Regions from separate parts of the Mus musculus genome. Here region 2 is linked to region 1. A link is a contact called in ENCODE Hi-C or POLR2A ChIA-PET data. All regions are on one chromosome and are shown on one strand. The core of a region is the stretch at or near the end of the contact, and the rest is flanking DNA. Distances in the headings are between cores, read along the strand shown.

The links. Hi-C counts contacts between places; a loop is a spot of excess contacts on that map. ChIA-PET counts read pairs that join two places held with the same protein, here RNA polymerase II (POLR2A).
Region 2: POLR2A ChIA-PET joins it to region 1 with 36 read pairs in Patski. The contact joins the promoter of Ccdc130 here to the enhancer-like site in region 1. A Hi-C loop is called at or near these places in 1 of 37 maps with a recorded cell type or tissue (v-Abl transformed pro-B cells). POLR2A ChIA-PET finds 5 or more read pairs at or near these places in 4 of 5 experiments (Patski and embryonic stem cell).

What each region holds. Positions count from the first base shown.
Region 1 is chr8:84,201,670-84,204,894 of GRCm38, reverse strand. No RefSeq gene overlaps it. Among named protein-coding and RNA genes, the nearest start is that of Mir23a, 5.2 kb to the left of the region's middle. Within about 2 kb of position 1,339, at least 1 of the 3 ENCODE cell types and tissues checked has a DNase peak (open chromatin) inside an H3K27ac peak, as active enhancers do.
Region 2 is chr8:84,268,823-84,271,942 of GRCm38, reverse strand. Ccdc130 (coiled-coil domain containing 130) reads left to right here and starts at 1,541. Exons shown (of 10, transcript NM_026350.3): 1 at 1,541-1,601.

The sequences.
Region 1 (3,225 bases), core at 90-2,589:
GGCTCAGCGGGTAAGAGCACTGACTGCCCTTCCGAAGGTCCTGAGTTCAAATCCTAGCCACCACATGGTAGCTCACAACCATCCGTAATGAGATCTAACACCCTCTTCTGGAGTGTCTAAAGACAGCTACAGCGTACTTACATATAATAATAAATCTTAAAAAAAAAAAAAGAAAACAAGTTCAGGGCTGGAAAGATGACTCAATAGTTTAGACTGCATATTGCTTTCTGAGAACCTGAATTTGGTTTCCCGGCTCACATGTGGCGCCCTCTTCTGGACCCTTTAGGCACCTACACATACATGCACATACCCAACACATACACAAAAGTAAAAAAATAAGTCTTAAAAAAAAAGAAAATCTCTACTTCCCAATAATTGGAAGAGTTCCTGGGTGACATCAAGGACAGAAGCATTCAGTCATATCAGGCAGTGACAGGCAGGACAGTGGATTTAACGTCTAGATCTGGCATCACCGATGTCTGAGGAATGAGGAATAAGGATTGAGATATTCTGATGTGTCTTCCCCAGTACGCGTGCTTACACACACACACACACACACACACACACAGTCTCCAGCCCCAATCCACCTCTGTCTCTTTGGGTTCTGGGGGCAGCCCAGGTCCACAGGCTGACCAGCCTCCCCAATCACCTCCGGAAGTGAGACAGCATATTCGTCCCAGGGACCAGAACGGGAAGGGCGGCCATTTGGCCAGGCTGGTTTCCTGTGGGGTTTCCCCTACAAAGAGCCCAAGGCTGCAGCCAAGGCCACTCCCATCCTCACACACACCAGAGGTCTGTGTCTGGCGTGGAGGGGGCATTACCACGCAGGTGTCCAGGAGCTGGGACACCCTGTACTGACTCTTAGTCTCACAGGGAGACTCAAAGGGACAGAAGTCCTGGAGCTGGAGGGCTTGAGAAACAGGGCGGGGGGCCTTGGGCTGTGGTATCCCAGTCAGTTAAATTAGCACACACAGCCTTCAAGCCCTCGGCATCCCTGGAGGACCCACAGTGAACCCCAAGAAAGAACCAGGGCAGAGGCCCTCCGGTCGTCCCCAACCCTGATCCTCAAATACTTTCCACTCTCGCGAAGCAGCGAGGATCGGAAAATACCAAGGGCTGCAGTCTCCGCCCAGCTCCGCCCCCGCCCCAGCCACCAGCGCTCGCTAATGGCCCACTCTTCCCAGGAGCTGGGCGGCTGGGTTGGGGCCAACCCGACCTGCGGCACAGATGCCTGCCCTCCACGTCCGTCCCCACGCAGGAACCAGACAACCCGCCCGGGTTGGGGGGCAGGGCATAGGCAAGTGGGTGGGCCTAGTGCCTAGCCGCGAGTGGAGGGGGCGCAGGAAGGGGTGAGGGAGGGCTGAATCACTTGGTATAAATAGGCAAAGACGACAGCCACGTCCCACCCTCGCTGCCCGCCAGCCACACAGTCCAACAACCAGATCCCCCACTCTATTCCTTAACATTCTGTTTGCGGTGCTGGGTTCCCCTCAAGCCAATCAGTGCTCCCAGGGTGAAGTTCATCCCAGGTCCTGGCCTGGCCTGGGACTGGAGATAGGAGCGCTGACCTCCATCACCCACTGTCTTCTGGAAGGCTTGGCTCACTCCCTTAACTCCGCAAAACTTCCAGGAACCAGCCAGGCATTGTGAGGCGTCTCTGTCAGTCTACCATTCAGGAGGCTGAGCCAGGAGGACTGCCATGTGTTCAAGACCGCGGTAGGCTATGAAATGAGACTGTGTCTCGACCCCCAAAGTTGACTGTGGGTAGAGAGTGCTTGGCTATTTTGCTGGAAGCATGGAGTCAGCAGGTCCCATCTTAAAGCAGAAACCCTTCATCATGGTGCACACAAGTAAGCCTAGCATTCAGGAGGTGGAGGCCTAAGGACCAGTTCAAGGACATCCTGGACTACTTATCCAGTTCCAGGCCAGCATGGACTACATTACATTAGATCATGCCTCAAAAACTTTTATTAATAGATCGATAATTATTATTATTCCCAGGCCCAAAGCTTAGGGTTCCAGAGCCCCAAATGTACACAGGAGACAAAAGGGAGGTATCACCGGGCATCCCAGATTTGCTCCCCCGAGTCCCTCAAGGCCCATGTGCCCATCCTGCCACCCAGCCCTGCTCTGCCCAGGGCCACAGCTCAGTAGCCACACCCAGGGTGGCGCCAGTTCTAGCTCCAGCAGCCTGAGGCAAGGCGCCGCTCGAGTGTGACTCAGCCATGCCCGGCATGATGCTGTCCTTCCCTACCCAAGAATTCTCACGCCCACGCCACCACCCTCAATCCTTCCCCATGGCCAGCTAGGAAGACACACCTCCATGTCCACTGAGGACATTCAACACAGGATATGAGGAGACCTCAGCACCCTATGGGAGACTAGAGAGTGTGCTCTGTTCCACTGCATCTCCAAAAGTTCCCATTCACAGATGGAAAAACTGAGGCGGCAGAGACAATCCCAGGAATGTCTACACTCTCTCCATAAAGACAAGGCCGCCTGAGCTGGAGTTGGTGGCCCATGCCCATAACCCTAGCACTTGAGAGTTGCAGGAAAGAGAATGCGGAGCTCAAGTCCGCCGTTAGTTTCATGGCAAGTTTGAGGCTAGCCCAGACTACAAGAAACCCTGTCTCTGTCAACTAAACAGGAGACAAAGATGTAGCTCAAAGAGTGGAGTGCTCGCCTGGCATGCCCAGGGCCGGAGTTCAATCACCAGGACTGTGGAAGCCAGGGATGGTGCAGTACTCAGGTGCGGAGACAGGAGGATCAGAAATTTGAGGCTAGCCTGGGTTACAACAGACTCAGAAAACAAAAGTAACTAGCCCGATGCTGCTATGGGAACAGGGTAGGTATGGTGCTGTATCTTGTCATGCCAGCACTCAGGAAGCTGAGGCAGGAGTGTCACAGCGAGTCCTATGCCAACCTCAGCCACATCAGCTCTAAGTTGGCCTGTGCTCCACTGAACCCCTCCTGGTCTCACACAGGCCTGTTGCAGGGAAGTGCAGAAGGACAGGGCTAGCTGGGGCCTGCTGGGAACATCTGCCCTCCACTTACAACAGGCATAGGGTGGCCCATGGCATGGGGGTGCCTCGTGGGGCATCTGCCTTGGCTGCCTTTCTCCAGCAAGTAAAAATCTGCCAAGCTCAGAGGCCGGGCCAGCTCAGACAGGCCCGACCCCCTGGACACGCCCTGTCACGCACATGCGCCGCGTGCCAGCCCTGGGCT
Region 2 (3,120 bases), core at 292-2,791, 67 kb before region 1:
AGAAGGGTTGACTCAAAAGCAGGCCCTAGAGTCTCTGCTCACACTGTGAGTCCCCTCGCCCTGTCATTGACTCTTTATATAAAGCTGAGCTCAGGGGCCTTCAAGAATCTTCCATGTTACTAACCTTTTATTTTTTAATAGACCTGGCAGAAATGAAGATATCTAGAGAGACTCGTCCCCACATCTCTCAATCTATCAGACCATAAAATAATGAACTCCAAAGAAATGGGAATTTCCCCAGGAATCTCATGGTGGGCAAAAGAAAGGGCGCCAGCCAGAGGGGGAAGAGAAAGTCTTCTGGAAAGAGATTTCACCCAGTTCTAGGTTTTGCAGACCAACTTACAGGATGAGACTGAAGCCCAGACAATGGTGGGTCAATGGTGGGCGGGACCACACCTTGACCAAGACTGCTTAGATGTGAGATCCTTGTACCTTTAAACCATGATCTCACACCAGAACTTAAGAGTGTCCCTTCCCCGAATCGCTTTCTAAAGTGCCACCATTGAATAAACCTCTTTTTTTCTGCTTTCTACTTTTTTGGTGGGGGTGGGGGGGCAGATTTTTTTCGAGTCAGGGTTTCTCTCTGTAGCCCTGGCTGTCCTGGAACTCACTCTGTAGATTCAGAGATCCACCTGCCTCTGCCTCTCTAGTGCTGCGATTAAAGGCGTGTGCCACCGTCCCCCGGCTTTGCTTTGTACTTTTTGTTTTGGGTTTTTGTTTTGTTTTGTTTTTTGAGACAGGGTTTCTCTGTATAGCCCTGACTGTCCTGGAACTCACTTTGTAGATCAGGCTGGCCTCGAACTCAGAAATCCACCTGCCTCTGCCTCCCAAGTGCTGGGATTAAAGGCGTGAGCCACCACGTCCGGCATTGCTTTGTACTTTTAAGATTTATTTACCTGAACAGGTGTTTTGGCTGCATATATGTATGCACCACATACTTGCCCAGAGACCTACAAATATCCCTCTGACTCTACTTCCCTCAGTCGTGGCACACTAGCACTCACCCACACACATACATATGTATTTTTTTGAGACAGTGTACTCCTGACAGGCCTTTGATTATGTAGACTACCTGCCTCTGCCTCCAGAGTGTTGGGATTAAAGGTGTTGGCCACCACGTCTGGTCATAAACATAATTTTTTAAAATCCATAAATAAATAGCCTGGGCTGTATTGGTAATCCCACTACTTGGATATCACAAGGCGAGTCAGAAATTCAGAGTCATCTTCAGCAATATAATGAGATGCAGGGTCAAACTGGGATACAAGAAAACCGGTCTCAAACGTCAGTCAAATCAAAGCTTAAAAATGACGAATCAGCTCCTTCGAAAACGCAACCGCCAGGGAGGGCTGGGCGGTGCCAAAGTAGATCTTCCGGGAGGAAGCCATCTCCAATTGGACCACTCCCGGTGGGCGGGGCTTCTAACGGCTAGACAGGCCTGAATTGGTCAGTCTGCAATAGCCTCAGCCAATCAAGATGACGAAAGTGCCTCGCTCCAGCTTGCGCAGGCGCTTTTGGGCCGCAGAGGCGGGCGCTCTGCGGGTTCCTGGCTCCGGGTGTGCTTCCGGGCTGGTGGAGGCGTGACGTCAGGGAGAGGGCAGGTAGGTACGGGGTGAGGACCGGTCCGCGACGGCAACGGGGGTGGCAGGTCCTCAATCCCACCACTGCGTCCTGGCACGGGAGATGCTGTATCTGCGGACGCGAGCGGGTTCCCAGGGCCCAGCCTCCGTTTTAGGCCAATGGCACCTCTAGGCGTCTTCATGCTGAAGATGAGCCCTCCTAGCCTGAATTGAAACATAGTGCTTGGGAACAGTAGCTTGGGGGCCGGCAAGGTGGCTTAGCTGGTAGTGGCGCTTGTGGCCAAACCTGACAACATGAGAGTTCGACCCCTGAGCATGTTGAAAGAATCGATTCTTGTAGGCTGTTCTCTGATCTACATTCTCACTTCGTTGCACACTCTGCCAACACACGCAGAACAAATAAATGTAATTTGTAAGGGGCTGGCGAGGTGGCTCCGCGGTTAAGAACTTGACCTGCTCTCTAGCAGAGGACCAGGGTTCAGTTCCCAGAGCTCACAGCTGCCTGTATCTCCAGAGAATCCAACCCTCTACCCTTTCCGGTCACCTGAACTCACTTCTGCACACACATACACATAACAAAAATATTTTTTATAGTTGTTAGTAAGTAGGAGAAATTTGAAATTGTCACTTTTCTTTGTCCCATGCCTGTTCTTCTCAATACTTAACACCTGTCATGACTCCCAAAGGCAGTCTCAGCGGCTGAATCCTTTAGAAAACTTTTTTTTTTCCCCAAATGGAGAAACTGGGATCCAGGTAGCCCCTGGCCCAGAGTCAGGCAGCTAGGAAGCAGCAGAGAGGAGATTGATGCCCAAGCTGTGGTCTGCTGTGGCATTTGAGGTCAGGAATGACCCTTGGCACAGAAGAGCCCCTGTGCATCCACCTGAGCAGACTGGGTGTAATCTGGCTGTGATACTACCTGTGGTGATTAGCCATTTAAGACTTCAGAAGCTGAGGCTGGAAGATCTGGAGTACTAGGCCAGCCGGGATTACACAGAAAGGCATGTCTCCAAAACAAACATGTTCAACATTGTAAAGCAGACCCCAAGCACATAGCACTTCAAGCTGGGTGTCCACACTACCAGCCCATACACTTTTTCATTATAGCAAACCCCAGAGTCACTCCCGCTCCCATTTCCCTCTGTTTTTAATTTTTGTTTGTTTTGATTTTGCTTTTTGAGACAGGGTCTTCCTGTCTGGTTCTGGCTAGCTTGGAACTTGGCTTTGTGGACCATACTGGTCTCGAACTCAGTGTGTACCCTCCTGGTTCCACACACACACACACACCCCGAATGCTGGGATTAAAGGCATACACCATCACTCCCTGGTCTGTATTCTCTTCTGACAGGCGATGAGCAGGCACTCCACAACAGTCAGACCCAGGTCCGCAGCTGGTAAAGAATGGAGCTTGAATTTAAACTCAGGTAGCTGTGCCTCGCAAACCTGGCTGGGCATTGAAGTACTTGGCCACCAAAGGTATCTGGGTCAGGACGTGTGATGATGACTCAGTAGGTGAAGACACTGACACCAAGCCTGGCTATCT